2 separate regions of the Homo sapiens genome follow, and region 1 is linked to region 2. The links are chromatin loops, found by intact Hi-C in ENCODE. Cell type or tissue: MCF 10A. All regions are shown on one strand. Links, peaks and the distances in the headings refer to the core of each region. The heading gives the core; the rest is flanking DNA. Region 1 overlaps LOC112268276 (a long non-coding RNA gene). Region 2 overlaps FAM78B (family with sequence similarity 78 member B).

Region 1 (16,252 bases), core at 4,286-12,285, 52 kb after region 2:
TAGGATCCACTCTTTACCCTATGCCCCACTTCTAAGAACTGGCATCCCTCTGTTTTCTTGAGTGTCCCAACGGGATTCTCCACATTTGCCCTTCTCCTTTGCCCCTAACCTACTTTTTTCACACAATAATCAACATGATCTTTTAAAAACTGGAATAAGATTGTGTCACTTATTCTCAAAAAACATTTCAATGGCTTCCTACTTCTCTTGGGACCCCATTTTCAGTCTTACCATGTGGTGTGACTGTGATAAGCTACTTCATGAGCTGGCTCCTGGCTGCCTCTCCTGCATTATCTTGTACCATGTTCTGTCTCATCTGTTCCATCTGCACATTTTCCTTCTTTCATGTCACTGAATGAGTCAAGCCTCACTTTCTACCTCAAGGCCTTTGTGCAAACTCTTTCTTCTGGTGAGATCAGTCTTCTTCCTGTACCCCTGTCCTGACCTCCAACCTCTAACCTCCACCCTCTAGCCTCTGCACATTCACATAGCCAACTCATCCTTTAGACTTCGACCTAAATGCTGTACCCTCAGCAATGCTTTCAACCCCGCACACCCAGCCAGGGCTCATTTTTGTGCATTCTTAAAGCCCTCTGGACCTCTTTCCCTCAGCACTTATATGAGTAATTAAATAATCATTTCTGTGATTATTTAATTAATTTTTTTTTTTTGAGGCAGAGTTTCATGCTTGTTGCCCAGGCTGGAGTGCAATGGCGTGATCTCAGCTCACTGCAATCTCCGCCTCTCAGGTTCAAGCAATTCTCCTGCCTCAGCCTCCCGAGTATCTGGGGCTATAGGTGTGCGCCACCATCCCTGGCTAATTTTTTAAATATTTTTAGTAGAGATGGGGTTTCACCATGTTGGCCAGGCTGGTCTTGAACTCCTGACCTCAGGTGATCCACCCACCTTGGCCTCCCAAAGTGCTGGTATTATAGGCATGAGCCACCACGCCTGGCCTGCAATTATTTAATCTGTCTTCCTTGATAGATTATAAGCTTCATGAGGGTAGAAACTATGTTTAGTTTTTTCATTGCTGTTTCCCCAGCCCTCAAAACAATGCCTGATACCTAGTGACTATTGAGAAAATATTTGTTGAATAAATGAATGAGGTTGAGACCTTGTCTTGGTAACCTGCTTAGTATCCCAGTCCTTCTAGAGACGTTGTCCTACTTCACTCTCAACACTCCCTCACTCCCTTGAGTGGGAGAAAGATCCCCTAACTCCACCTTAGTGCAGGGGCCATGCTAGTTACTCTCAGACTTCCTTCGCACTACCTGCTTCTGGCTGCTCCTGGATCTGTTTGTTATGTCCCCTGCCAGGGCATATTCATCGTTCCATCTTGGAAGCTCTAGTGCCAAGGCCAGGGCTCCTTGATGCCGTGTTATACCTGTGGGACTAGAAACATTTCTCTCTGCACTTGCTTTGGGATCTCCACATTAGTTCCAGGTCCCACCCCTCCTGGTCTGCCCCATCCAAATTGTGTCAGGGTCAAGTGTCTGCAGACACAACAAGAGGATTCGAGAAGCCAGTGATGGGATCTTCAGGGATCGACTGTTCAGGGAGTGCTGCTGTATGCTGTGTTTACTTAGAAAATGCAACGTGTGCCTCAGTTCAGGCTAAATAAACACAACATGAGGGCAGAAACCTTCATGGCATTTACCACTAAGATAAGTAATTATTTTTATTACTGCTAGAAACTATTGATTTACGAATAGAAAGGAAGTCCAAATCACATTAAAATAAATGGAATGAGCAGGAAGAAAGGAATAAATAGGAAGAAATAATACAAAAGGGAAGGAGAAAACCTGAGAATCCCTTTACGTTGGGTATTGTGTTTACTGGAAGAGAAACTAATTTTATCTATATCACTCAATAAGTATCACACACAGTGGAAGCAAAATAACGTTAGTGTTTACACTTCCTGAGGCGGCTGGGGACAATAGCCACAATCCTGCACTGACTTGAGATAAGCATCGAGCAGGTCACACAGCACAATTTCATTTCCCAAGCCCCTCGTGGTGCTAGATGGGGAAGGCTATGCTATTTCCCTAAAATGTTTGAAGCACAATTGATTATGTCTTACATAAGCCCTCAGGCTGGCACTGGGAGCTTTATAGGAAAGTGTGCATCTGAGACTTTTTGCCTTTCCATTAACAAAGGACTGGTAGTGGTAGTAACTCCTTTGGTGTTGGGCAAGTCACAGAAATTCTTTGAGCCTCAGCTTCTTTGTTTGCATTTGTAATTCAAAAATATCTTCATGGCTGTTTCCAGATTTCCTCCTGTTTTTGTCTTTGGAAACCCCTTGATAACTGCCTAGGACAAGAGATGAGTATCTGATAAGGAAATTGAGATCTCATAAAAAGATGCTAGTCAGTTCTTTCATAGAAATGAATATGAGTTTGGGGGATGGGAAGAGACTAGGATAAAGAGAAGACAAGGGAGAGAGGAGAGAGTGAATGGCCTACTAAGATGTGTATGGAGATCTACCCATTAGAATAGGGAGGTCCGATATTCAGTTTTAAGTGGTTTCTATTATACTTTCATGTGAGAGACCCACTTCTCCGTATCTCCAAGTCTTCAACACAGTATGCTTTACATACACAGTCCCTGCATGTATATGTGTGTGTCTGTACGTAGATTGAAGAATAAGAATGAGTTCTAAAGCTGGGTTAATTCTAGGGCAAATCTATAGAAACAACTATGAGACAAAGTGGAGACCAAGAGTTGAGAAGTTACATGAAGTCAGAGTCAAGGGAGACTATGAGGACATAAGCCCCCTGAAATTGACAGAAATCTTGAAAAGGAAATTGGATTTCCTAGTGACATGGGATGAGAATTTAAGTCAATCTAAATCTTTCTCAAGGAGAAGGAAAACCTGAGCACACCTGGGTCACATATAAAATGAGAAAAATAAGGATGACACAAGAGCAGAAATCTTTGTGGACACCACCTTCGGAATGAGTAATTATTTTTATTACTGCTAGAAACTGCCCTGCCTTGATTACCTTATATGGTTGTCATGAGTTGAGAAGAATAATGCATGTGAAAAGATTATTGATGTCAGATATTGTTGTTACTATTTTAGGGGACTTAAAGCCTTCTCTGCTTGTGTCCCAGACTTTATCACCCAATTTCCAATCTGGAAAGCATTACACAAAGGTTATTTTTTTTTATTCTTGTTTGTTGGAGATCAAGGGCCACCCCATGGGACAGCATCTTCCTGAGCATGCTATGGTAATAGCTAAAATAAATGCAAAGCTGAGCAATTTGGCAGCGGTCTAGAGAGACTGAGCAATTTCCTGCTTGAAAAAGAAATTAAAATACTACATTAAACTTATGAAAAAAATGAGTGACCAATCAGAGGCAATTCAGCTCCTTTTCTAGATGAGAGAGAGTGATGGGTCCTGAAAAGGGGATTCTAAAGAAGTTCTCAAGGTAAGGAGTAGAAGCAAAAGCCAAAGTGATCTTCTCTGTTTCTCATTTATTTATTTATTTTAGAGACAGGGTCTTACTCTACCACCCAGGCTGGAGTGCAGTGGTGCGATCATAGCTCACTGCAGCCTCAACCTCCTGGGCTCAAAGGATCCTCCCACCTGGGCCTTCTGAGTAGCTGGGACTACGGGCATGTGTTACCAGGCACAGCTAATTTTTAAACATTTTTTTTGTGGAGACAAGGTGTTGTGATATTGCCCAGGCTGGTCTTGAACTCTTGAGTTCAAGTGATTCTCCTGCTTTGGCCTTCCAAAGTGCTTGGGTTACAGGCTTAAGCCACAGCACCCGGGCTTCTGTATTTGATCTAAGGTTTACAGGGATGTAGAAACAATTGAGCAGAATGTGTAAAGGTGAAGACATCTGAGCAGAAATGGTAAAAACCAAAAAACAGACTGGGAAGTTAGTGTGATGAGATATGTGCCAAACAACAAGAAAACCACTCCCAGGCACATTAGACGAGGGCAGTGACCCCCAACACCACCCAGGTGGAAGCCACTGTCACCATGGAACTGGCAGGCTTTGTCCAGAAGATTAGATGATTTCTAAGATGTAAAATGGTAAACTTTCCAGGCATCAATCGGGAAATTGTAGGGCTCTCCTCGTTTGTTTCCTCTCTTTCAGGAAAGCCTATTCTTTACTTCCTGTTGTCCAATGTCTGAAATCTTGTTTCATAAAGTTTGTTCAGTTTTTAAATTATTTAAGGAGGGAAAGAAACTTAGGCTATTTTTATTCCATCTTGGTTGGAAGTGAAAGTAGACATAAAATAGCTTAAGGTGAAATTGCTTAAAGATCTGACTTTTATGGAGCCTCAGATTCAAAAAATAATGCCATGTTCATGAAATCCTAGAACATGAAAACCCTAGAGTATCTAGGGAGCAAGAGGACAATCTCAACATGCCTAAAATCTGCACAGTTTGTTCCTTTCTGCCTCAGATAGAAGCACATGCTGGGCCCTGCTGAAAGCTTTGCTAGAGTAAGACAGAGGAGCCCCCAGTCATCACTGGATTCTGAGGCTCTGAGCTTACCCTTCATTTCAGTGAATCCACCTGCCCCACCCAGGGCCCTGGTCGCAGTAGATTTGCCTGGTTTCCTTGAAGACTATTTCTACCCACATTTCAAGGGAAACAGGCCTGAGCCCCATGGGGCCTACTAACACCTCAACATTAAAATTCAAGACTGAGACATGAAGCCATCCTCCCAGGGCTTCAATTCTGGCTGGCCATAGGAGATGATGAGGAAGTAGGACAGAGTGAGTTTAAAACACAATTAACTCTGTAGCAGCAGACTTATGATAAATTACTTTCTTTCCTTACAGAAATTCAGATTTCCTGGGTTGGAGGGACCTGTTGAAATAAGGAGTAAGAGCTGGGCAGCTTCCTGTGCTGTAGGGGAACTGATGGCCTGGATGGTTGAGCATCCCTGATGACTGCCCTCTGGGAAAAAGATCTTGAAATAGAATTCTCAGGAGGCTAAGCCTCTCCCCGAGGCTTAGAATCCTTGTTTCAGAGAGTCTGGCCAAATGGCCTAGAAGATTCTTTTCTGGTACTCCTTGGAAGTCAATATCATTTCCCTTCCAGTTTCTTTTTATTGAATCAGAGAATAGAATTGAATAGAAACCAATATCAAGGAGGTGCAGTCAGGGTGGCCATGACAAGGGAAGATTCCGCCTCCTTGAGTGACCATGAAGCCTTTTTTGTTAGGGCAAACTGTGATGGTTCCTATAATGATGATACATTACTGTAGTGATGACAGACACCAGGTGTCATTTCTGTGCACAATACATAGCAGGCCCTGTTGATTACAGAGTATGAGCACAGGTGTGTTCAATGCTTCTGAATCAGCAGCAGTGCCCAACATAGGTCAGGACACACAATAGGTATATAGCAAATGCTCACTGAATGAACAAGCCAGAGAGTTCCATAATTGTCATGGACTTGGACAGGGCCATGTTTATTGAGCTCTTCCCGGGTGGATGGCACCAACAATGTGTCATACAAAACTCAAAACACCTCACCTGCCACAGGGAGTTTTCCATTCTGGGAGTAAAAACTGTAGTACAAAGTTGTCATCTCTACAAAAGCAGTGTCTCACAAGTCCCTGGAGAAAGAGATCACTTCATTCTATCTTTTTGCTTAAACAGTAGCCCTCTGCGGCACTATCTGTCTGTTTTCTAATCAGCATGTTCTGAAACCCTTCCTATGTTTAGGACATTTTCTGCATTGTAAATCTCACCTCCTTAAAAGGAAAGCCAGATATTTGCTTTCCCACTTCCTTGCAGCTAGAGCATATTTACCAGATCCAAGTTTTGCCAATCAGACCCATGGATGGAAGACTTCAATTAGGGAAAGAACAGAGTGAGGAAGCAAGGGCTGTAACCATTTTCTGATGAGGATAACTATGGGGCACTTGGTTGTTAGGGGTAACAGAGGCAGAGTTTTGGGCTTCCAGGGCCCAGTATCAGGGCTGTGGTCTCCGTTGGAGCCAACCACAGTGTGGTCCAAGTGTTTTCCCTGATCATGTTACCTCCAAGCCTGGCTTTCTGACCCTCCTGGAGGTTTTCTGAGCTACCCAATATCTTTTAATAAATTCTTTTTCTGCTTAAGGTAAATGGAGGCGGTTCTGCTATGTGTAACTGAGAACCTGATAGATAACTCCTCTTGGTTGTTGGTTGTTAAGGGCCAGTGCTTCCTGTTTATGTGAATGCAAATTAAACTCATTTGTTCTGTGATTCAAGGTACAACTTTCTAAGGGTTGCTAGGTCAGAATGAGCAAGCAGGTCCCAAATTACCCTTGAAGGAGTGAGTAGAAATCTCACTTCTGAAAGCTTCCTTACAGTTTCTGCATTCTAAATATACTCAGAATGAATCACATTAGTTTGCTTCTGTGCCTGGACCATCCAGTTTTGGTAAGTACACCTGGATACCCAAGCCAGGGACGTGCAGTCATCCCAGACTCTTCCTCTCTCTCACCTCCCAGTCACAAGCTTCTAGAATTTCATTTCATTACTATTGTTTAAGTTATTGCTCTTCTGCACATCCCGACAGCTCCTGCCCTGGCTTAGACCTCCATTCATAGTATGTGCCTCCCCGTTCAGCTCCCTGCCTCTAGCCTCTTCACATTTCAGGCCATCTTCCATGTCACTCAATTTAGTTAGGTCACTCTCCCTTCTAGGAGGAGACGAGTTTTTGAGCTTCTTTGTGATCTTGCCCCAGACAACTGTTTTAAACTCACTTCCTGCTACTTTCTCATCATCTCCTGTGTCCAGCCACCCACCAGTCTCCAAACACCAGGTTCTCATTGCAGCATCTTAAGAGTGCACTGCTCTTTCTTCTCGAAATGTCCTTTATCAAATCATGCATTTGGCATACTCCTACTCATCCTTCAAGATTTTGTGAGAATGCCACCAACTCTGGGAGACAGATTCTGCCATTTCCAGCAACGTGAAGTGCTTTTGTTCCCCCCCTTTGCTCCCAAGGCACCATTCCCCATTCTTCTAGTATATCACTTAACCACTTCAGTGTTGTTATTGACTGAAGCATGTATCTTTCCATTAGACGATGAGGATGTGAGAGGTAGAGCTGGAGTCTTCTTCATCTATGAATCTCCAGGGCTGAGGATGGTGCCTGACACTTAGTAGGTACTCAGCTCATTCTTAAGAAATTAATTAATTAATCAATCAATCATAAAAGCAATTTCAGGAAAGAACCTTGAAACTAATCTAAAACTTTGGGAACCTGCACTTCCAAATAGAGGCTGTTATTAAAGTAATACGATTCTATTCACTCCAACCATACATGTCTTCTCTTCACTGGGCCAAAGGCACCCTCACCCCCCAGGGGAATTTTTCTGCACAGGCAGCTTAAAGGCAGACCCAGAAAAAGAAATTACATGTACCTGCTAATTTACAAACACCTAGATATCTGGAATAGTAACTAACACAGAGCTCACTAATAGTTGAGTAATTAATAGTTAAACATTGGCATTTAACAAAATGATGTTTTCCCCCTTTTCTACCCAAGCAATGAGTTTAAGTTGAAAATGCCCAAAATGGCTTGAAATGGGAGGAAATCATTCCAGACACCACGTGTATTTAAAAGGCAGTGCCACTTGTGGGCGTTCTTCATTGCTATCATTAACCACAACGGTAACAGCAAGCATTTACTGAACCCCCACCAGCCAAGGCAGAGGTGCAGAATTGAAGGCAGGGCCACTTTCACAAAAGACTCTCATACAAAAACAAATTATGCCTGCAAATTAAATAAATTTGAAGGGAGACAGGTGATAATTCACAATCCAAAAAGACCCTTAGCTATACCAAAGGATCTCCCACAGGGCTCTTTTGAATAGGAAACTCTGTGAGAGCACTTAAAATATCATTGAGTTTATAAGGAATCGATTAAGAACTAATTCTTTTAGAAACCAATCTATTGCACAATGGGGGTGTAGCTCCCTTTAGAATTGCAGCTCCAATTTTTGCCTTGTCAGCAACCTTCACACAGCAACACTATGCAAAGGAAAGTATATGGACAGGGTCTGGAACCTGGGCTTGAGTCTGGCCTTTGGCCATGCTGACTGAGCATAGGCAAGCTAGCCTCAGTGTTTTCATCTGAAACTGGGACAAACAATCTTGGAGCAAGAGGTGAAAAAGAGACTGAATGTGAAGGGGCCCATGACATAGGTGGTTGTTCATTCATTAGCTTGCTAGGACTAGCATAATAATTTACCACAAATTGAATTACTTAAACAACAGAAATTTATTGCCTCACAGTACTGGAGGTTGGAGATACGGGATCAAGGCGTTGGTGGGAGTGGTGCCTTCTGAGGGCTGTTCCACATCTCTCCCCTAGCTTCTGGTGGCTTGCTGGCGATCTTTGGTTTTCTTGGCTTCTGTTGTGTCACCCCAATCTTTGCCTATATCATCATATAGAGTTCTCCCTGTGTCCACATCCAGTATGACCCCATCTCAACAGATCTGTAATGCCCCGATTTCCAAGTAAGTTCACATTCTGAAGTACTGGGGGTTGACACTTTAACATACTAATTTTGGTGGGGCACCCAAATCACACCATAACAACTCATTATTGTTCTCAAGTCACTGAAATAACAGACAAACTGTGTTTTTCTCTGTTAGATATTTTGCTTTTCTTGGCTAGATGTTGCCAAGTGAAAGGTATTTTTATAGAAACAATAGCAAGCCACAAAGAGAAGTGCTTGGACACAGAAATTCAAGGCAAAAGGGACATTTTAGCAGAGAACAGATTGGGTTACAACTTGGGCAGCAAATCCAGTAGCACTTTCATTTATTCCTGCCATCCTTTTCGGGAAAGGGAGTGTATTCAGCGTATTCATCAGCGTTTTGGTCACATCCTCCTTACCACATTGAGGAGTACGAGGGAGGCCTGGCATTCTTCTTGTAATGACTCACTTTTTTGCAGGAAGATTTCTCACACACAGGAATAATCCTTCTGTCAGGTAGAGACAGCCCTCTGCCTCCAGAGTTCTGCCAAACCAGTTACAGAAACAACGAATCGGTCATTCCTTTCTAAGCATGGGTTTTATTATTCTCCCAAAAAAGTAAATTGATGCTACTGTCCTATAGATTCTATTACTGTTGAGTTGCTGGAGATTTGGAGATCAGAGGCTGGAAGAAATAACTCTGGAGGCTTTAAAGTCTGTGACATACTTGTTTTGTGTTCTGGCCCGCACAGGGATCCTGAGTTATTTGGGTATATAGTGGTAATGGCCCCATTTGTTCCCATCTTCCTGCATTCGTGCATTTGATAATGATCTCCCCCACTGCCTTTTGGTACAGCCAGGTGTCTTGCTTTTGTCAAAGGGAGTAGCTTGAAAAGAACTTGTGCTTTAGGGTTTATCCTTCTGCTGCTCTTGCAGCCTCTGCCTCTGCCACTGCTTGATCAAGCTCAAGCTAGCCTGCTGGAGGAAGAGACACCACATGGAACGGAGACAAGCTGTCCTAGCTGAACCATATTTGATTAACCAGCCAGCTCTGCAGCCGATCACAGACGTGTGTGGGAATCCAGCTTATATTGGCTGAGCCTGGCCCAGGCTGGCAGAATCGCCCCACTGAGCCAAGCCCAAATTGCAGATTCTCATATTTGTGAGCTAAAATAATGTTTGTTTGTTTGTTTGTTTTGGGTTGTAAGAGACTTGGTTTTGGGGTGGTTTGTTGTATAGTAAAACCTTACTAAACACAGATATTTCCCCAAAGGTTTTTCTAGAGTCTAGTACCACTGGTGAGATCATGTGTTTTGAGATTTTAGGAACAGTTTTCTATAAAGCTGGGTGAAATTAATAGATAATAGATCCTAGGCTAGGAGGTGGGACACCAATCATGCTCTCCATCCTTTGGGAGCACAGGCTTTGGAGTCAACTGACTTCAAATCATGCCACCGTGTCAAGGTGGGGTAACAGGTATAATAAGCAACATAAAAATCTCTGTGCTTAACACAATAAAGATGTATTCCTTTTCCATGTCAAGGTCCAGTTATATATATTTAGTGTCTTATACATGTACAATCAGCTGCGGAGTTGGCTGGGGGCTGGTTAATATAAGAAAGCTCAGCTGGGATGTCTTGTCTCTGCTCTATGTGGTATCTTATCCTCCAGAAGACTAGCTTGAGCTTGATAATACTTATATATGTATATCGCTATGCAGAGATTCAGGGACTGTGATAGTTAATTTTGTGTGTCAACTTGACTAGATCACAGGATGCCCAGATCTCTGATTAAACATTATTTCTGGCTGTTTCTTTCAGGCTGTTTCCTAAACAGATTAGCATTTGAATCTTTTTACTATGTAAGAAGATCACCCTGGCCAGGCGTAGTGGCTCATGCCTGTAATCCCAACACTTTGGGAGGCCAAGACCAGCCACTTAATTGAGCTCAGGAGTTCGGGACCAGTCTGAGCAGCATGGCAAAACCCTGACTCTACAAAAAATACAAAAATTAGCTGGCATGGTGGTATGCACCTGTAGTCCCAGCTACTTGGGAGGCTAGGTGGGAGGATCACTTGAGCCTGGGAGGTGGAGGTTGCAGTGAGCCATGATTGTGCCTCTGCACTCCAGCCTGGGTGGCAGAGTGAGACCCTGTCTCAAAAACAAACAAATGAAAAACCCCAGAAGATAGCCCTTCCCAATGTAGGTGGGCCTCATATAATCCTTTCAGGGCTAGAATAGAACAATAAGGTAGAGGAAGGGAGGATTTGATGGCTTTCTCCCTGAAGGCTTGAGCTGGGACATCAATATTCTTTTGCCCTCAACTCTGTGGCTCTTAGGCCTTCAAATCTACCCAGAGGAAAACAAGTCATTATATGAAAGAGATATTTGCACACCCATGTTTATAGCAGCACAATTCGCAATTGCAAAATCGTGGAACCAACCCAAATGCCCATCAATCAACAAGTGGAGATATATATATATATATATGAGATATATATATCTCATAGTTTATCCACTATCTATATTTATCTATATATATCTATATATGTATCTATATATCTATATATATCTATCTATATGTATATCTATATACATATCTATAGATATATATCTCTATATATATCTCTCTATATATCTATATATATATCTATAGATATATAGAGATATATATGATGGAACACTACTCAGCCATAAAGAGGAATGAATTAATGGCATTCTCAGTGACCTGGATGAGACTGGAGACTATTATTCTAAGTGAAGTAACTCAGGAATGGAAAACTAAACATCATATGTTCTCACTGACATGTGGGAGCTAAGCTGTGAGGACGCAAAGGCATAAGAATGATACAATGGACTTTGGGGACTTGGGGGGAAGGGTGGGAGGGGGGCGAGGGATAAAAGACTACAAATAGGGTGCAGTGTATACTGCTTGGGTGATGGGTGCACCCAAATCTCACAAATCACCACTAAAGAACTTACTCTTGTAACCAAACACCACCTGTACCCTAATAACTTACGGAAAAATAAAAAATAAAGTTTTTTAAAAAAGATGGTTCTGTTCAGTTGTCTTCTTGTCCAAATGCATAAGTCCAACTCTGGGTGGATCAATTATTCCCACACACAACTCCTTTTCCAAATGTCTCACATTCTTACATATTTATGTTAGTGGTACCGTTATTCTCCCAGTCTGAGTAATCTTCAGCCCTTTCTCTTTTATTTTCTGTAGTTATTCAAGTTCTTTTCTTTTCTATCTGCCCTGGTTTGGACTCAGGTCAGCTTGCATCACACTCCCTATAACCCATCTGTGCTCTGCTGCCAAATGAACCTTCCTGAACACCACCTTCATCATGTTATGTCTCCCCTGAGAATCTGCAACTGCTTCCTGCCGCTATTGCATCACGACAGCCTCTCTTAAGGCCAGAGGAGGCTAGAGCCAATGATATGGAAGCTCCCAGCTTCCAACTAAAGATTTTTTTCTCAGATCTATGTCTAAGCCTCATTGTTCAGGAGAAAACATGTAAATGGGGCAAAAGAAACACCATTTTTCCTCCAAACCCGAGAGGGCTGAGCTGACAAGTTTAGGGGCCCAACAGACATTTCTTGAATAGAGAAAATAACTTTTGGATAGTGTTTGAAAATATAACTTCCTTAAATGATATAATTTGCCCATATTCATTCATTGATGCCACTTTAGTTATCTGTAGCTACATTAGTAAACTATCCTAAAATTTAGTGGCTAAACACAACTATCTTATTTTATAGTTCTGTGAGTTGATTGGGCTCAGCTGGGCAGTTCTTTTGCCCTCTCTCTTGGGTTCTTTTAGGCAGGGATAGTCAGAAAGAAGCTTGGCTGGTTTGCTGGGACAGTGGGGCCTCTTTCTCTCTTCCTGTAGGCTTAGAACCTGTGTCTCCCCATGTGGCCTCTCCAGGTCATCTTTCAATGTGGTCTTCCCAGAAGGGCAGCCAGACTTCTTATGTGGAGGTGCAGGGTCTCCAAAAATGTAAACGTGGAAGCTTCCAGGCTTATAACACATAAGCCTCTAATTGGCACCATGTCAGTTCTGCTATTTTTGTTAATTAAATCAAATCTCAGGGAAGCCCAAATTTAATGAATTCACAATAAAAGTGTGAACATGGAGAGGTGTGGCTCATTGGGAGCCATCTTTGGAGACGAGCTACTGCCTGTGGCTGTTCATGATTCGTGAACTTCCTATATAAAAAATACACTCACCCTTGCAAATCTCATTCCAATATGGTATCAGCTTGAAGTCCAGGATATTGTGCACTAAATCATGTCCCAGAATGGGGCTTTTGGGATGAAGTTCCTTATGTGCATTTTCTCAGTTGCAAGGACCAAGGAAAGAAAAGGACAAGTATCTATATCTCACTCACTAACATTTAGTTAGTTGAAAATGAGACAAGAAAATGACAATTGACTTTCCTGTTCAAAAAGAGGGGAAAAAAGGAGAGATGATCAGTCACTGATTCATAGCAATTCTGAAATCCAGCCTGACACATGTCCCAATTTTTCTGACTTGAAGCAAGGGATATTCCTGATGAAGGCTCACTTTTGTTCTTTAGAAGTGGTTCTGCTCAGCTTTTGGTCTCACCCTCTGGGATTCGAGCTCTGCCTCTGAGTCATACTTCCTTTGTCACAGAAATGGCGCACATTTGTAGCTGCATATCTGTAATCCTGCTTTCTGCCCTGTGGGAAGTTGGGGCCCAAAGCAAGAGAAAATTGTGGTGGCTCACCTCAAACATGCCTCAGTGAACCATGCCTCCTGGTACTCATGCCCTCCTGTCCCTCCCTTACCCACTGAGTCTGGGCTGGCCCTGTGGCCTGCTTTAATCAATGGAAGATGGCAGAAGGAACACAGCCAGCTCTGGGCAGAATCAAGCTCTGAGTACAGTCTTGATTCTGTACTTTTGGGATTCCTAAGAATGTAAGAAGTCTATCTACCCTACAGGAAAGACCACACAGAGAGTCCACATAGAGGGGGAGAGGCCTGAGAATACACAAAGAGGGAGAGAGACCAAGTCATCCCAGCATGTCAGGTGAGCTTCCAGAAGCTCCATGCTATTTGAGTTTCCATTTCATGGAAAGTACATGTGAGAACCCAAGTAAGACTACAGAAGAACTTCCCATGGAGCCTAGCCAACCTATGGAACTGTGAGAGATAAGAACATGAATGTCTTTTTAAGTCATTAGAGTGGGGTGGTTTTCTTTGCAGCAATAGATAACCGAAACATATGTATTCACTTACTGAAAGTTATTTAACTATCCATTGGTGCCTGATATCCGTCTGTGCCTGATATTGTGTTAGGCCAAATAGATGCAAAGCTAAATAAAGCATGGATTCTAAACTCTATCTTGTTTATATATGTTTGTTGGTGAAAAATCTTTGTAAATAGAACCATTTTAATGGCAAAATATTTATGTTTAAAATATACTTGTAGTGAATCCTTTCATAAAAGAAATAACTACTCTGAGATGTGTCATATTTTTCATTTTCTTCAGGTTAGACTTTTTAAATAGTGAAGTATTCCTGAGGTTTTAAAAATGTAATATAATTCAACAAATATTTTCTGAGTACTTATTATGTATGTCTTTTATATAACTTTAAAATCTATGTACTCAAGTGAGATTGGGTTGAAATTCAGGTACTGTTTTCCGTCTGACTTCTATTAGCTCACATGGGGTTTGTTGTCCTAAGTTAGTTGGGGATCCTGTTTTTGTCTATTAGCGTATATTCTTGTAACTATTATGCATCCCCTGACTGTTTTCTTATTACTTCAGCAAGAATTACACTCAGTTGTTCAGTTTTTAAATGACGTAATTAGCAGCACTATTTTACATTCTCTTTAAAATTCTGTCTTCAGTTGGACTCCCTTCCCATCACCCTCTCTTCCTCTCTGAGTGTTACTCAACATCCTGCTAATGAGTTCACGTTCCACCCTTGGCCCTCCACGAATTACTGTCCAGGCATTTGCAGACCTTCCTGCCTTAATTATTGGAGGAAAAAAAAATCTCTTCTTGGTTTTTCCTTGCTAGACTCTAATGGCTTTGAGCTTCCAGTCAACTTATGGCTCATAGGTCTTTGTTTTCACAAAAACAGAGACCATAAAGCAGAGAGGAGCCCTGCATATCATATAATTTTATAGATGAGCACACTTTGGACCAGGGAGCCAAGGGACTTGCTCACAGAATCACTGTCGCTAAGGGCAGAGCCAGGGCCAGAACCCAGAAGTCCTGGCTTCACTAATGCAGTGAATGCACTGTGAAACCTCATCATGCTGATGTAAACACACTCATTGATGATTGATTAATCAGCTTTTATTTATAATTATTGATGGACTTTAATGAAGCCTCTGCTCTATTTTCAGTCTTAGGCTGAAACTGGGGGAAAATAAGAGAAAAAAAGAGAAGCATGGTGGATTCAGAAATTGTAAATTATGTAGCAGTAGATCATAGTGTTTTTAGGGTTCAGAATTTTGGTGAACACTCTTGCACCTCATATTAATTTATTCAGTAAATATTTATTGAGCACCCACTATATGCATACATATAAGCATGCATGCACACATAAACCCAACACACATTTTACCTAGAAATGTGTGAAATAGTGTACAATATCCTCATAAATATCTTTATAATACATACAATTACAAGTTTCATGCCTGTCGCAATTAGTTGCTTCTTTGGGAAAATGGACACTGTGATTCATGGATATTTTCTCTTTCTAATAATTTGCATGTTCCCAGTTCTTAGAATTATCTGATCATTATATTTCATAATAAGGGATCTCAAATTCAAATGTGTTCCCAGGCCATGCAATCAGTATGAATAAGTGAAGCAGGCTGGGTGTTACACAGGTAGAGGAGGGGAGACTATAGCAGCCTTGAGACCACAAATCCTGTTTAAAGGGGGCAGTTGCTATGTCAGATGGTTGTGGTCATGTGGAAATTCAAGGGCCAGTATTTCTAAAACTTCTGAATTTTCAAGAGATGCTGGAAATCTTTAATTTTGTGCAAAATCTCCTGATTTTTAAAATGTTGGTGATCAACTAAAAAATGTAAAACCACTGTGTGGGCCAAACTAAACATGTTTACTAGACTCAACTCCTGGGCAGTTTGCCCCGTCACCCTGGTGTGTGCCTTCTTCATGGTCAGGGATAATGGTATCCGCGCTCCTCAGCCACGGGATTTTCTCATTTTCTGACAATTCTGTAAGTAAGAGCCTTGAGTGCAGTGGCTCTTACTAACTGACCTCTATGATGTGGTCAAACAATCACCCAACTATTTTCTTGGTCAGCCTCCAGTTGACATCATGAGAAAATAAAAATCCCTTACTAGACTAAATGGGGAAACAGTAGTTGCTTTTAAGACGATCCAAAAAGGGATTGCCTTTGCCTACTTTTTATTAGTTAGAAATGTATTAATTATTCTAGAAATTAAAATATAGGCCTGCATGCAGTGGCTTACACCTGTAATCCCAGCACTTTGGGAGGCCGAGGTAGGCGGATCACTTGAGTTCAGGAGTTCAAGACCAGCCTGGGTAACATGGCAAAACTCCATCTCTACAAAAATATATACAGAAATTAGCTGGGTGTGTTGGTGCACACCTGTAGTCCCAGGTACTTGGGAGGCTGAGGTGGCAGGATCACTTGAACCTGGGAGGCAGAGGTTGCAATAGTGTTGATCTTGCCACTGCACTCCAGCCAGGGTGACAGAGTGAGAACCTGTCTCAAATATGTATATATATATAATATATGTATTATTATATATAATATATATTATATAAT
Region 2 (16,252 bases), core at 4,352-12,351:
CCTGGCTAGGCTGTGAGCCCTCCAGGGCAGATACTGTGACAGCCATCCTTGCACTGCTGGTATTGGCTGAGTCCTTCATGAAATACTGTCTGACAGAACTGAACGGAACCTCCTCTGTTGGGCAGCAGCAGGAGGAAGAGAGAAGTAGAAAAGGCCACTTGGGCCCTTGGAAGCGGGATCATAGAGGGCTGTGGAAGGAATGGAGTCACTGGAGTCAGTCCCAGGTTGGCTGCATCCTGGCAGACCTGGTGTGGGAGAAGGGACACAGACACCCAGCAAGCTGGTCAGTACCCTACACCCACCAGGTCACCTCTGAGAAATGTCTCTTCCCAACTCAGCTATACTTTCTCTCTCCAACTTGTTTCCTATTCTTTAAGCAAATTTGGCTTCTCCTATGGTCAACTGAGACCTGCCAGCACTGAGCTCTCACAATTGCAGTACTTTTCCATGCATAACTTGATAAGGCCTATGTTGGGGTATGCAGGTTCTGGAGTGGTTTTCATTCAGAGCTGATTTTCACCCATTAACTAAATTGAGCTAATCCCTCAGTTTAGCTTCTTTTTCCTATGGTTGTGGGACCAAGCGCCAGGCAGGTCTCTGACTCACTGTCTTTCCTTAAATAAGCCATTGGATGCCCCCTGACTCGGTTTCTCCAGTTGCATATTGAGGCTGAGTCTAATAACCTGCCTCAATGGGCCTCGGAGCTCAGTATGAGAGCCTATTTGTCTCCACTGGGAAAGCTAGTGGTAAGAGGGAGGGACTGCAATCATTATGGCCAGTCATTAAACACGGTCCATCTTCCCTGCCAGTGGGACCTGAAACTTAACTACAACCTGACAGCAAATTTATCAATGTCAAAGTCAGATATGATGAGAGAAGCCTTTTATTGAGTCCTTCCTATGGGTCAGGCATTGAGCTAAACTATTAACAAATACAATTGTTCCTCTCTGTCTGTGGTGGATTGGTTTTATGACCAATTCAAATACCAAATACCCAAATCTGCAGATGCACAAATCCCATATATAAAATGGCACAGTATCTGCATATAACCTACGCACATCCTCCTGTATACTCTCAATCATCTCTACATTACCTATAACACTGAATACGATGTAAACGCTATGTAAATAATTGCAACATTATATTGCATTTTGAATTTCTGTTATTATTGTATTGCTACTTTGAATTTTTTTTTTTTTTTTTTGAGACTGCGTCTTGCTCTGTCGCCAGGCTGGAGTGCAGTGGCGCGATCTCAGCTCACTGCAACCTCCACCTCCCAGGTTCAAGCGATTCTCCTGCCTCATCCTCCCAAGTAGCTGGGACTACAGGCATGTACTACCATGCCCAGCTAATTTTTGTATTTTTAGTAGAGACAGGGTTTCACCATGTTGGTTGGCCAGGATGGTTTCAATCTCTTGGCCTGGTGATCTGCCCACCTCAGCCTCCCAAAGTGCTGGGATTACAGGTGTGAGCCACTGTGCCCGGCCTATTACTTTCAATTTTTTTATTTTCTGAATATATTCAATCCATGGTTGGCTGACTCCTTGGATGCAGAACCAATGGATACAGAGGGCTGACTGTCCTAATTTAATCTTCACAAGTCTGTGTTAATCCTTTTGACAGTTATGATTAAGTACCTGTAGATGCCAGGATCTATATTGGACACTTGGGAAACAGCAGTGAATAAAACAAAGATCTCTGACTTGTATATGGACAAGCAATAAACACAATAAATGAGTAGTAAACTACAAGGTAAACCATGTAGTAGGTTAGGGAGAAATAGTATGGATGAAATAGTAGAGCAGGTAAAAGAGACTGGGAGTGCCAGGGAATGGTCCAGGTAGGCCTCACTGAGAAGACGATAACTGAGCAAAAATTTGATGGAGGTGAGGGAGTTGGCCATCTGGGGGAGGGGCATTCTGGGCAAAGGTCTAAAAGTGAGAGCATGCTGGGGTGCTCAGGGAGTGGTAAGAGGGCACGTGAGGCTGGGAAGGAGTGATGATGGAGAAGATGAGGATGACAGACAATGAGGGGCCACATCATATGGGGTGTAATATACACAATAATACATGATAATTATTGCATTATGTAGGCTACAATATTGAGTACCAATATTAGTCCCATTTTATAGATGAGGAAACTGAGGCAAAGGAATATTACATATCTTGTCCAAGGTGACATAACCAAGTATTGGAGCTGGGAATGCACCCAGGTGGTCTCAGTTCAGAGCTTATGTGTGCATCCTAACGCTAACACATGGAAACCAAGATGTTTCATGGTATCTTCCCCTGTCAACCAACTTAGGCACAGTAGGACCTAAGACTCAGATATTTGTGATCTGGAAGGAATCCAAGAGATCTCACCTGATTCTGTTATGGTAGAAGGAATAAAAGATTTTGAGGCTGAAGGCTGGGTCTTTCTCTCTCTTACTGGGTGACATATAATGTTAAACTTTCTGAATGTCAGTATCCTCACCTGAACAATGGAGAAAATCACTCCTGCTTTACAGGGTTGTGAAGATTGAAATGTATGCATGTCCAAGGGCTTTGAAAAGTGCTTGCAGTTCCTCTTTCATTTCCTACCACTTCCCCAGCTTTTGGCAGCTGCAATCACTGACAATCCATCTCCAAGTTCAATTCTGCCCTAGACAGAGACTGCATATATATTGGCTGCCTCCACCCCAATCACCACCAGTCCAGGAGGGAGCTTGGAATTAAGTCTTTCTCCAGACTTTGAGCAGAAGGGTTTACCTACGACTGTGGAAGACCACCTCCCTTTTTGTCTCTATTACATGGAGAGTCCAACTTCCTTCCAGGGGACTCAGGATCTGGTGCTTGAGGAGTCTCTAACCTTGAGACTCTGCAGTCCCTTTTCTACCAACTGGGGCCTACTGTATGTGCTCACAGCTCTGTTTAAAGTGTTAGGCACATATTAGGTGCTCAATAAATAGCTGTTATTGATAATAGTACTAGTAGAAATTGAATTTGTTGCTACCAAAAATGTATTGCCAGTTTGAACAGATGTTGGTAAAGGAAAAGTTGGTGATGAAAAGAGAAAGACAAATTTAGTTCAAAAATGTGTCTGACTGCTACTGTGTGTCTGTAGCAGGCGGAGGGGGTGGATGCAGTGAAACAAACACACCAAGGTCAAAGAGCACACAGACCACTGCTGAGGTTAACCCAAAGGCTAAGGATGGTACCAAGATCACACCTCACCTGCAATAGCCCTGGTCCATCGGGTGGCAAATGGATCCACACATAATTACTTGGCACACACTGACGATTATTTTAGAAGTAGCAGATATAAAACATAGAGCCACCATGTCAGACAAGATATTTTGCTAGTTGATAAAAACCACCTATGAAATTGGCCTCAGTAGTATAAGCTTTATTGTAGGAGCACTGGAAAACTTATAGTAAATAAAAGCCTAAAACATAGGAAGTGAAGGAAATGTGGAAACTGAGAAATAGGAGAGCTAAGCCAACAAAAGTAATTCTGACACCCTATTACCTATAGGAGCTAAACTTTTCTTCTTTGCAGTTCATCTCCTTTTATTCCTCTTTTATTTATTCATTCATTTTATACTTTCCTCATTAATTTTATACATTTATTTCATTCCTCCTTTATTTATTCCTCACTCCACAAAGGCCATAATGAGCACTCAATGGACTGGAGGAAGCCTGCAGCAAGAGAAAGAAGAGATGCAAAGGGCCATGGCAGAAGTCAGCAGGTGGACAGAGCCTGGGCTGGCAGTCAGACACCTGGGGTCTGGTCCTTGCACTGGCACTGAATCACATCCCTCCCTCTCTGCACTCTGTCCCTTATAAAGTAGGCAGTTAACACCTGAATTAGTTTTCACTGTGACAACTGAATGCGCTAATGTTGGTGAAAATGCCTAATTGTGAAAGGCTATCCCCATGTAAATCACTGTTCTTTGGTTGTAAGTCAGAAAATAGAGGAGAGAAGGTTTCACAGCTGGATACCACTGCTAACATTCACAAGCTGAAGCCAAGGGAGGTTTGGTCTTCGGGCATCTCTTTCCACTTTCCCACTGGGAGAGAACATGGCATTGAGTCTGTGAGAGACAGTGGGTGAGGCAGTATGACTTGGTTCCCTATGGCAGACCCACTGACACATGGAGCATCTCTTTGGCTGGTTAGTAGATAAATATTAATGACTAAATATGTATGCAGGGTAGAAGATAGATGAGTGTCCTGGGAGCCATTACTTTGATTGTCCCTTCTTAGATGCATTTAAGGATCTCAATATCTTAATTGTATAGAGTGCTGGAATGAAATAATAGAAAGCATGGGAGGAGGTGAAGCAAGGTTCATGGGAGGAAAAACAGACCAAAGTTGGGTCACCTGCTGGGGGGCCAAGATGCGAATGTGATTGAGTTGTCCCTGAGAACATAAATGTGGGGATCCTGCTCACATCCTCAAGAGTCCAGGCTATGCTTCTCTGTCTGGGTGTGTGAGCAGTGGCAGAAGGCCCAGCTGTGCCAATTCAGTGCCCAGAGCCCCTGCTGTGGGCGCACTCCTGTGTATATAGATTTAGAGCATCCCAGTGTATTGTTAGAATATTAGGAAAAAGCAGCATATGGCATGTGCTCCGCATGCAATTCTGCTCCTGCTGTTAACTTAGTTAAATCCAAAGTCTGATTCTTTCTGCTTATAAAAAGTGCTTTGCACAGGAACCAAAGCCCCAGGCTGAGTTGCTTTTCTTTTCTTTTTTTCTTACTGTTATTTGTTGAGGGCCATATAAATAGTCCTTAAACGATAAATGGATTCAAGAAGCCCATCTCTGCAATGAACAAAGCATCAAGCAAACACTCATGTGCCTTTTCTCCCAGGAAGTGTGTGAGACCTTTTCAGGCATGGATGTGGATGAATTTAGGAAACCCTCAATTTTAATGTTTTACCTTGGCCCTTCTCCAGTGCTCGAACTTCCTGATTCCTGGTTCCTCCTCTTGTCTTCTCCTGTTCTATTCTGGGAAACCCTTTTCTCTGAGCTCCAGAGTCAAAATTGTAGTCCTCTCGTCCTCTTCCCTTTCTTCACCTTCACAGACCCTGCTGCTTCTTCTCCTGCACTTTCTCTTCCATTAACCTCATCCTCCCTTCTCCTACCACAATCACTCTATTCAGGTCCCCAAGCCACCTTGTGCTGGCCTCTCCTTACTCTAATCCATTGCCACATGACCCTCTTCAACACAGCTATGGCCATGCCATGTCACTGCTAAATTAGGGACAATGAACACATTTGGCATTCCAAGCCTCCGTAGACTGATCACAAGGTCTTATCTCTTGCTACCTTCTCATCTAATCCTATGTGCTTTCTACCCTGGGTCACTGCTCCCTCTGATTCAAGCCCCTTCAGGCTATACCAGCCTATCTCTGTCTACTGAAACCCAAACATCACCTCCTCTGTGAAGTGCTTCCTCTCTGACACCTGAGCATGCCTTTCTGGTCTTAGTCATTTCTGTGCTTAAATATTCCTCCCATGAGAATGTGTCATCCATGAAAACAGGCACTGCTACTCACCTCTGTGGCTCTTCACACACAGTAAATATCAAGCCCATTAGAAAAGGACAAACTTACCTGAATCGCATGATGTGAAAGCATGGACGTAACAAGTCACTTGCTGGACCACATAGGGATGTGGATAGAATATGCTGTTTCTTCTTTCTGCTTCTACGTAAGTATAGACAATCAGAGAAGACTGGAATGCCAGAGAAGGAGGAAGACAACCATGATGTCTTATATTTTCACACAGTTATTTAATGTATCCTGCTAATCCTATGAGTTAATGCAGTGGTTCTCAACTGGGGACAATTCTGCCCTTCAGAGGACACCTGGCTATGTCTGGGAACACTTTTGGTTGTCACAGCTGGAAGGTACTACTGGCATTTAGTGGGTAGAGGCTAGGTATGCTGCTAACATCCTACAATACAGAGGACAGCCCTCTGCTGCCACTCCAACAAAGAACTAACCAGGCCAAAATGTCAATAGTACTGCTATTGAGAAACCCTGAATACTTATTAATTAAAATAAGTATTATTAATCAAGTTGAAAAAACTGACAAACAAGTGAGGTGGATTGCCCAAGATAGAACAACTATTTAAGTGGGAGATACAGGCCTAAGCCCCGGTTCCCTGACTCCCAGACCTGTGCTCTTTCTCCTGCATTGTGTGTACATCTGCACAGCCAGACACTGTGGCAGAACTCAGAAGAAACAGAACCAACAAAGAATGCTGTCATTACTAAGCTTGGCCGATGTCACAAGGCTGCGGGCCCAGGAGGTAGAATAACTTGGTGTATCTGCATCTCCCCAGGTGCTTTTTTTTTTTTTTTTTTTTTTTGATACAAGAGTCTTGTTCAACATGTTGCCCAGGCTAGAGTGCAGTGGTGCAATCTTGGCTCACTGCAACCTCCACTTCCCAGGTTTAAGCAATTCTCCTGCCTCAGCCTCCTGAGTAGCTGGGACTACAGATGCGTGCCACCACACCCGGCTAATTTTTGTATTTTTAGTAGAGATGGGGTTTCGCCATGTTGGCCAGGCTGGTCTGGAACTCCTGACCCCAAGTGATCTGCCCGCCTCAGCCTCCCAAAGCACTGGGATTACAGGAGTGAGCCACAAGAGTGAGCCACAGTGCCCAGCCCCCTAGGTGCTTTTTAATAGTGTCTCCAAATTATGTAAGACAGTGAGAGGCAATGTCAGAAGCCCAGCAGGCAGCTAAGGCCCATCCCAGTACACCAGGCAAAACTGCTCCAGAGTTAAAGCAACTCCACTGTTCCACGTTACAGAGGGGGTTAAAGGAGAGCAAACTACCTCACAGTAGTGGGCAGCTGAACCCTCCAACAGACAGTGACTTTACTGAGACCAAGCAACAGCAACGTTAGTTTTCCTGGTACGTGTGTCTGTGAGAAGACCTATCTTAGGGGGCTCTGCTGGGTAGAACTGGGCTGCATGAAGAATAAAATTTGACTGATTTGGGCTCAATATGAAGAAGACTGGGGAGAACTATCTAAAAGGGCACAAAGTTCCATGTCATTGGGGTTCAGGACACTGAGTGTCCCTTAGAAGAAAATAGTAAACATATTTTTACTATGTTTTATGAAAAAAAGTAAGGTTACGTGGCTATGCACTAGTTGGAGGTCCTGAACTGAAGACCCCAGCGGCAGGGCTGTCTAGGGGTGGGAGATGGAACCTGAAAAAATCCTGCCCTCACATGGCAGAAAATAGTCAGCTGGGGGCAGAAGACCCAGGTCTTAAATTGCAGTGACAGTGGTGTACATGCATTGCTCTCCCTCTGATGAAAGCTGTTGACTTCAGTTGAGAGAGACTTCTGCTGCAATCTGAGGCTGAATGTCAGGAAGGCCATATAAAAGGCAAGGCCTAAGCACAATTTTCTCCAATTTTAAAAACTTGTCAGCAGATACCTCTACAGTAAGAGCAACAGGCTATGAAGACTGGAAACATATTAGCTGTCATCATAAAATAAAGTAAATATGACATGTTTAGTGATGTCCTATCATTACTATTGTGTAACACCAGAATTAAGCAGTTCACATAATAGCTGAAAGGATATGTTTTGGTTTTTCTGTCCTCTCTTTGCTACCCAGAAGAGTGGTTCCAAATCTCCCCTCTCCCCTAACCCTCGCGGTGTGAAGAACATGACACACTGGACTTGACTAGCAAAATCTAGCTTGCGATTTAACGGTGTGATCCTGGGAAAGTCATGTAATTTTTATTTTGCAGTTTCCTTATCTGCAAAATGGGGATAATATTACTGCTTACCTTTATTGGGTAATTGTTGAGGATTAAGTGAGATGTTTGTGAAGTGCAAAAAAACCCAGGTGTGTGCAAAGTAAGTGGCTTGTGAATGTCAACCATTATGACAAAGGGCTTTACCATATGCCATCTCCCTTCTTGTACAGCAGTGGGAGATTCCCTCCATCCTCCCAATGAATGAATCTCCACCTAAGTATTGCTCTCTTTTGCCAAATCATTCCACCTAATTAGACAAAAATTTTCATGTTAGGATGAAGTCACCAAGTTCAAAAGCCACTTGCTTCTAGTTGTTTTCTGTGAGGAAACCACTACAAAGATAATACTACATCAGCTAAGTGTACCAGAAAGGCCAACTTTGTTATTTTATGCCCCATATTGTTAGATAAACAGTGACTTGAGTTACAGTACCAGCTTATGAGTGTGACAAAACTGCTTCATAGTATCTGCTGGTTTCTCAAGATGAACCATGATTAAAATGATAAGGGCAGTTTGTAGGGGTGTAACTGCCATATTTATGCCCTCTGGGATATGAGAACAATCTCTGGGGCTGATCTAAGGTTATCAGCAGCACTGAGACTTTGTTGAGGAATTGGAGCTTTCAACAACGAGGAAAGGTATGAGTTGTTCATTAAACTGGTAGGATCTTGGCAGGGCAAGGAGATTGCTGACTCTGAGAATAGCAGAGTGGCCCTGCTTTTCTCTTTGAGCACATTATTTCTGCTAGAGGTTAGACCCCAGTGTTTTTCTACTGGCTTCCTGGAGGAAGAATAAGGGCTGAGCTGTGCACAGCTGCATATCCTGACCTAGCAGCTTCATGGTAGTACCGGAAACTCCTCACAAGGTCCACTCTGGTCTTCCTCAAGAGCTGGTTATGGGAATTCTCAGGAGAAGAGAGGATACCTGTTATTGTGTAACTTTAGGTTTAGAGTTACATTTTCCTAAAGACAGATGTATGTTAGAGGTAGAATTTCTTAGACAAAACCAAACCTGCAATTTGCATATTCTGCCAGCAGGTGACAGCGATATGAAACAAAACACAAGATGTCTTTGCTTCATGTGGGGATCTTTCTGCAAATCCCACAAATGTGTAACTGTTAATTTCAATGATTTATTAAAATATTTGCAACTTTTAAATAATATTAATCTGTAAAGTTGAGCAATCTTAAAAAAAAAAAAGAACCGTAAATATAATGTGAAATAGTGAATCTGATTTTTGGTGGTTAGAAATGTATTCCAGTGCTAATCTTATGCCTAATTAATTAGAGCAGGTCTTTGCACACCTGTGGGCTTCAGGCTACGGCCTTTCTCAGGCCGTCTGCTTCAATTGCACTGGCTTCTCCTTCTCTGATGGCCACTCGCGAGGTGCTTACCATTATAATTGCCGTGTTTTGGAACTCCCATCTCCTTTCTCTAAACATTATTATTTATTGAGCCCTTACTTTATACGAGGAACTAAGTGAGATAACTTCATGCCACTTGTCTCATTTCATCCTCATCACCCCAAAGGTTACATGTACTTACCTCCATTTTACCAACGGGAGACTGAGAGTCAGTGAGTGACTGAGCCCAGACCTGCCTAACTCCCACCGTATGTTCTCCCCACTACCTCCCTCCTCAGGTTCAGAGAAAAGAAAGTTTGGGGGGTTTCCCCATGCTGTCAGGGGTTTTTCTGCACTGTCCCTACAACATTCAGTTTCTCCTGTCAGAAGGGAGAAATGCTCTACTTTATCCTTTTTGGAAAATAAGGCAAAGCAGTCCCCCATCCCACCCCCGACCCCACTATTCTTTTATTCTAGGGACTCCCTGAATGAGTGTGCATATAATATTTATTTACTGATCCACAGTATTTTGCTGCCAATGGGGCCTTGGAAGGCATTTAATCCAACTCCCTTTCTTTGCAGAAAAATGAAGCAGAAGTGCAGTGTTGCCCCTAGTCAAGCAACTAGCTAGTGGCAGAGGCAGGACTGCAGCTCAGGTTTCCCATCTTATGGTTGGGCTGAGTACCCCCTAGCTTTTCCAAATCATTTGAGAGAGTTCTGAAGAAGTGGCCATTTGAAAGACACCAGAACATTAAAGTAGTAATAATAATAATAATAATAATAATAAGTATAAGGTTAAACTGACCTAAAAAGACTGGAGCATAAATAGGTAAAAAGGTTAAACTGGCTTAAAAATTTTGACTGGAGCATATGAATTTAATAATACCTCAGTAGGTCAGACCAGCATTCATCCACCTAACATTCTGTTCCTGATTGTGGTGTCACAAGGCTCACCGGAGAATATGGGGGATCCATTCGTAACGATAACTTAAAACGATTAGAAAATGCTCTCTAATGTCCCTTTAATAACTCAATTTATATCTGTCATCCATGATGCTCTCTAAAGGTTCGTGTCTAGAATCTATTGATAATTTCAACACATACTGTTTCTAGGAGTAATGATTTTCACACATTTACTACCTACAGCGTAAAGTACTGCTTCCTTTTATTTGTCCTAAAACTATCAAGCTCTTTGGCTCTGCTCAGCAGGGCAGGATGAGAAGCCTTTAACATCTTTCACCTGAAGAATTATTTTTAAAGAAGCTAATTAAATGTACAATGAAAACAGGTATGTTACTATGCAAACACATTAATTAGGTCAATTGTGAGGTCCCTACACGTTCCCTGAAAAAGTTCAGTCCACCTACAGAGGTTAATTTTCCCCAGATGACTTCCAGCTAGAACTACTTCCATAGGAATTTTCTCTAAACAGCTGTATCAACACGGCTTATAACTGCCTCAGAAGAAAAAGTGAAAAAAAGCAAGACCAGTGGGCAGGAATGTATAAACTATAAAGTATAACAGCAATGACATCTTGAAAGCACATTCTTTTGTTTTCAAAGTCCAAAACTCTGAGAACAATTCCTCTTTGGACAAAGGGTACATTGGTAATGGTTAACCAACTCCAGCATCTAAAGCTAAAGCTGGGAGATGGCATAGCAGGAAGCATCATCCTGATGATGATTCACATCGCACTACCTGAATCCTTCCACATCAGGATTTACAATGAAAGCGTGTATCATGTATTGCTCCTTGTCTGTTTCACTAGCAATAAGTAACAAGATTCCATTGCTCTTCTACTCAGTCCAGTAGCATGAGACATGTTGGGTGAAGACATTCTCCTTAAAGATTCAAAGAAAGGACATAGATAGATAGCACTCTGAGTATTCTTTTGCAGGTGGGGAAAAGGAGAAAGAACCAAACTAGAGAGAATTCCAAATGGAGCTGTTTCCACCATGGTCTCAGGGTTCTGGACTACCTGCCCCAAACAACACAGGAGCAGCCATAGCACTTTTAACTCAACACCATGACTTTGTCAACTACGGAAGGGAGGTCTATGCCGAAAGAATTTTTCTTCCTCTGAATAGTCACATTCTGTGTGTGTTCTGCAAAGATGGTGCAAAAGTTAACAATCCAAGGTATTTTAGAATCAGTACAGACCAGACTTATTTTCCAGAAGTTGGTTTTTGACATATTAACAAGAGATCTAGTCTCCTAAGACCTAGAATATCCCCAGGGGTTCCTGCATTCTCAACATGAAGCAGAAGGAACATTGCAAGCCTCAATGCTAACTTTTTTCAAACAGTTCTTTTAAAGGGGACTTGTCACTCATGAGTATTCTAGGTGGGCTAAGTACAGTGTCTTAAACAAACCTGCCAGTAATTTGCTTGTCTGTGGGACCAGCTGGGAACTAGCAAAGGACACTGAGGATGTAACAGAACAAGACTGTATGAATTCTGATGCATGGAGGGTGTCAGAGATTTAATAAGAGTTCAATCTTTTAGCCATGCCTGAATTCACAGCATGGCTTTTTCCAAGAAGTGCCAAGTGCTTTAAAGATGACACACTAATCTTCACAGAGCCTGGGTGATGGAAAGCCTGAGCCTGCAGGGACAGGGTGTGAGGGTTGGGGAAGCTGACTTCTAGCTGTGTGCTGGCCCCCATGAGCGGATCAGTGACGTAGGTAACAGAGCAGCCATCTCCAGATGCCTTATCTCTCTGCCCTCACAGCTGCTGCTGTCTCTGCCAACTCTCATTCCAGTGTTATTATGAACCAGGACCCCTTCCTCTTCCCCTCTTTACAACAGCATAACTTTACCGATAAGTAATGGCAAAAAAATAAAGGCACCAAAGAGCAGATGAACAAGTAAATGGAAACAGGATGATCTACCAAAAAGAAAAAGCAATGAACTCCTGGAAGGCAACGTTATGAGATGAAAAAATCCACCTCTACCTGAGGCTCCAGGCTACCTTGCCCCTAACTGGGCCGGTGACTCTGATTTAGAGCAGTTGCAGCAACACAGCTTGCCTGGATGGTCAATAGTCTAGGCTCCTGCTCAGTTCCTGAGAGGGAAGAGGGTCTAGAAGATGCCTGATGGGGAGCTCAAGTTGCTGTGTGTTAGCATAATGCCTGGCACACAGTTGTCAAGCACTGACGTCTGCTAACTGAATGCACTCGTATGGCTCATAACTATCATGTGAGGTAGGTGTTATTACATTCTGTGAGGATACTAAGCTCCTAATGGAAAGAGAAGGGGCCTGAACCTAGATCTTATTTTAGTCCTTTACTTTTCCTACAGATCTATAGAAAAGGAGTGTTCCAGGATGACGTGATGTAGAGAGCATGAGGTTGGAAGGGAGGAGACCAGTTTTCTATGCCCAGAATGCTAGACTGGAAAAAAACTTGGAGAGCTAGTTGAGGAATGGCAAGCAATTTCCTTTTATGTGCTAACCCTGATTTTCAGCAGTGGTTGCTGGCTCCCAGGAGCCCTGTACTGAGGACTCTGGGCTGCATCTGGCTCAGCAGGACAGTGAGCTATGATCAATTAGCCATGTCTGCCACAGGCATGCAAAGGACTGAAAGGACTAAAGATGTCCACCATCCGCCATATTTTCTTTTTCTAGTCCAACCTATTTATTTTATAGATAATAAAATTAAGCATCAGAAAACAGATGTATTCTAAGTTACATAGCAGGACAGTAGCTGATATGTGAACCCAGGATTCTTGACTGTAAGTCCAGTACTTTTTTTTTTTTTAACTATGTTGGCTATCCTTGTCCTAATACTAGTTATACTATAGCTCCACAAGTATGGATAAATGTGCTCCCTGTGACTGAGTTTCCTCACCTGCAGATCAGAGGAAATAATTCCTATTTTATCTATCTCACAGAAATACTGACAATCAAATAAAATATTAGAATTCCAGAACTTTGAGTTCTGAGGCCATGTTCTTGCTGTTGTACTATGATGTTATTAGTAAATAGATGTGGAAACACTGAAAAGCATAAGCAGCACTACAAAATGCAGAATAGTACTATGGGAAGTAAGGAGTCTGGGCTCTATCTAGACTCTGCTTCAATTGCTCCATACCTGCAGGCTTCCTGTCTACATCCCCACATGCAGGAATGCAGGAGGGAACCAAGGTTAACAGCAGAAACAGACCCTGGTCCCCCTGTAGGCAGCTGGTCTCAGGCATGTCTCAGAACAGAGCAGGTGGCTGGAGGCAAAAAATACTGGCAGGGCAGGGCTTCTGCCCTCTTAGATCTCTCTAGCCCTCCTTCCTGCTCTCACAGTGGGCATCCCACTAGTCAATGAGTATGAACTTGTGTTTGGAACCTGGGACACTGCACCTAGACTCTCACCTTTACAGAAAGAGGATGACGGCAGTAGGACCTAGAGGGGACGGAGGCTGGGTTTCTGGGACTTCAGTTGGTGGTTTCCTCATGTCTGTCTCCTACTTCTGCCCCTCCTCACTCCCCTCATCAAAGGCTTCATCCCCAACTCTCCTGTTCTCTGTCTCCTCCTTCTCTTCCTCATGACTCACTCTCTCTGGTCCTTCAAGGAAGTTGCCCACCCCCTGTGTTTCTCTTTCTTCATCCTCAATATCACAGGGATCTCAAGAAAAAGCAACCCCTCCACCCAGACCCCCACCACAATGCATGTTTCTAAAGTACTATTTTTTAGGTGCCTTTTCATAAGAACAGCCCACTGCATCTACCTTATCTCTCTTTTTAGAGTGACAGTTACCATTGAGAGGAGGTCATGATTTGGCTTAGTGGTGTTAGAATAAAGAGATCACACATCTTCGCTAGCCTTAGATTCATGGGATTGCTGGGCTAAAAAAACCTAACAAGGTCATTTAGTCTAAGCAGCCACTGGAAGCAGATTTCTAAGTACTAAACGTATTCCTGAACACAAAGAGCTCAATAGTTCACAGGCAGCTCGTTTTGAGGGTCCAAGAAGCTCCTCTCCATTGTGTTTGTTTTTGAATTGTTTCTGTTCACTAGAATGTCAACTCCATAAAGGCAACAAGATTTTTGTCTGTTGTATTCATTACTGCATCATTATTGCTTAGAATAGTGCCTTGCACATGGCAGGTACTCAAATATTTGTTGAATGAATTAATAATTGGTCTTATTTATAACCTGTGGGGCCTTTCAAGATAATCTAATCCTTTTCATCTTCTACATGACAACCCCTCAAATAATTCCAGACAGTTGTCATGTTCCCTGAGTTGTCTCCCTCCCTGAATATTTTATGAAGAATTTCCAGATCCTTTGTCACATTGGGGTGTTCTCCGAACGTACTCCAGAATTACAAAGCAGCAAGGGGGACACCAGAAATTTTTCTAGCTAGCCCACACTCTCATTTTACAGACAGGAAAATGGAGGTCCATAAAGGTATAGCAGCTTTGTTAGAAGGGGAAGCCTAGACTCAGGGTTTTATCTAGTTGGAGATGAGCCAACATAAGAAACTTTGTAGGCAAAACAAATCCCAGACCAATACATTTCCCATCATCTTGATGCTGTCCCTATCAGTAGAAGAATTCCAAAACAAGTGTCTCCAAGACCAAACCACTGTAGTTTTACATGCAAGCAGACTCTTTATTCATTCAACAGGCATTGAGAGTACTGTATGTGCTATGAACTATGCTGAATTTTGGGGATACAGAGTTGAAACAAAAGTCTCTACACACTTGATACTTACAGTCTAGTGGAGACACCCGAGACAATAATTAAAATTCTATAAAATGGCCATAGTGATAGAGGGGCAGAGTCGAGAGGGAACAGAGAAGGAGCCCATAAGGCAGCCTTGGGGAGGTGGTGAAGTCTTCCTGGAGGAGGAGGTGGCATTTGAACATCAACAAGACCACACGCATCTGGGATGGGTTTGTGACTGGCTTCAGCACCAACTCTAACACATAGTTCTATAGCTGGCAGAGGAGGCTGCAGGGCTGGTCTTAACCAGACTAATGAATCCCAAAGGCTGTTCTTCCTGTGGACACGATCAACCAGGTCTGTGCTGCCCCAGAAACAGCACAGTATGGTCTTTTAACCAGAGAGCTGAACCAGAGAGCTCATAAGAGTTGCTTCCTCATGAAAAAATCCAAGTTTGGCTGTCCTGCTGTGAGGTTGGAGGGAAGAGGCTGGGCTTTCCCACATGCAAAGCCAGGTGGCAGCCTCCCTACTACCACCACCAGAGGAACCTTGGAGGAAGGATGTGACAAAGGCCACGCAGGATGAGGGAGAGGGTAAAGGCAGGTTTCTGCAGACCTTTTCAGAAGACTGCTTCAAATGAGCAGGAACGAGCTTAGAGCACACGTTTCTGAAGCCTGCAGCAGGGCTAGACTCTTCTAAGGAATAAGATGGCCTTTCTAACAGTGGCCTGGACATTCCAGGAGCAGTAGCGTTGCTCTCTACCCCAGCAAGGCTTCAAATGTGCAGGCTACACATTCACTCTTTCCCGTAGCACAATCCACCGCCAACATGCGGCTTCTAAGCGTCCTGGAGAATGAAGGCTGACTTGCCAGAAAAAGTGAGCCCACAAATGGATGAGGAATCAGCCCCAGCTTGATTGCTGCCTGGGAGGATTTGGATTGGATGGTGGAAGTGAATATGTAAACCGAACTCCAGATATTGTTGGGGGCCAGAAACCATGGTCATAAATCTGGGAAGCCAGACAACAGCATTACAGGGCTTCGGGCCTTCAGGAAACGATAGTTAGGATGACCAATAAATCAGACTTGACTTCTTAACTGAGCCAGAGCAGCGAGAAAGGCACCATCATCTCTGCTTAAGGGAAAGATGATAAAGCTAATCCAAAGGAGACTTCTGTCTTTTGTGAGGCTGCTGATGCTGAATAAGCCATCAAGGCGTGCCTCAGTTTTCCTTACTGCAAATGGTGGGATAAGTGGCTGATTACTAGAAAATAGTGTGGTTTGTTGAGGTTCTCTAAGAAAACACTTGAGGCAAAATACAACAAAGAAGCCTTTTTTGGGGGTATGATTTGTATCCTCCCTGATCACTGGTCTACCATTGATCTGTACTATGGAGAGGAAGTGACTTGAAGTTTACAAAATGGTTTTCCATAATTCTGGGGCATGGGGCAGCAGCAGAAGCTGCTCTCAAAACAACCCTGTGAG

What was found. A loop is a pair of places that touch in the nucleus more often than their neighbours do. Peaks named below come from ENCODE experiments on the same cell type or tissue, not always from the same donor. Only the 100,000 strongest peaks of a DNase experiment are listed, where the experiment ranks them.
Region 1: it touches region 2 in a loop (13-fold over the local background); 3 of 110 quality-filtered maps call a loop at or near these places.

What each region holds. Positions count from the first base shown.
Region 1 is chr1:166,176,237-166,192,488 of GRCh38, forward strand. The region is part of intron 1 of LOC112268276 (a long non-coding RNA gene); the gene reads left to right. Among named protein-coding and RNA genes, the nearest start is that of FAM78B, 17 kb to the left of the region's middle. RefSeq lists an enhancer at 55-224 and a silencer at 6,212-6,341. In MCF 10A, for the core only: no CTCF peak of the experiment used is centred there; a DNase peak (open chromatin) is centred at 8,875.
Region 2 is chr1:166,124,647-166,140,898 of GRCh38, forward strand. All of the region lies in intron 1 of FAM78B (family with sequence similarity 78 member B), which reads right to left. Among named protein-coding and RNA genes, the nearest start is that of MIR921, 22 kb to the right of the region's middle. RefSeq lists enhancers at 3,758-4,259, 13,296-13,465. In MCF 10A, for the core only: a CTCF peak has its summit at 8,785 (motif pointing right); a DNase peak (open chromatin) is centred at 8,805.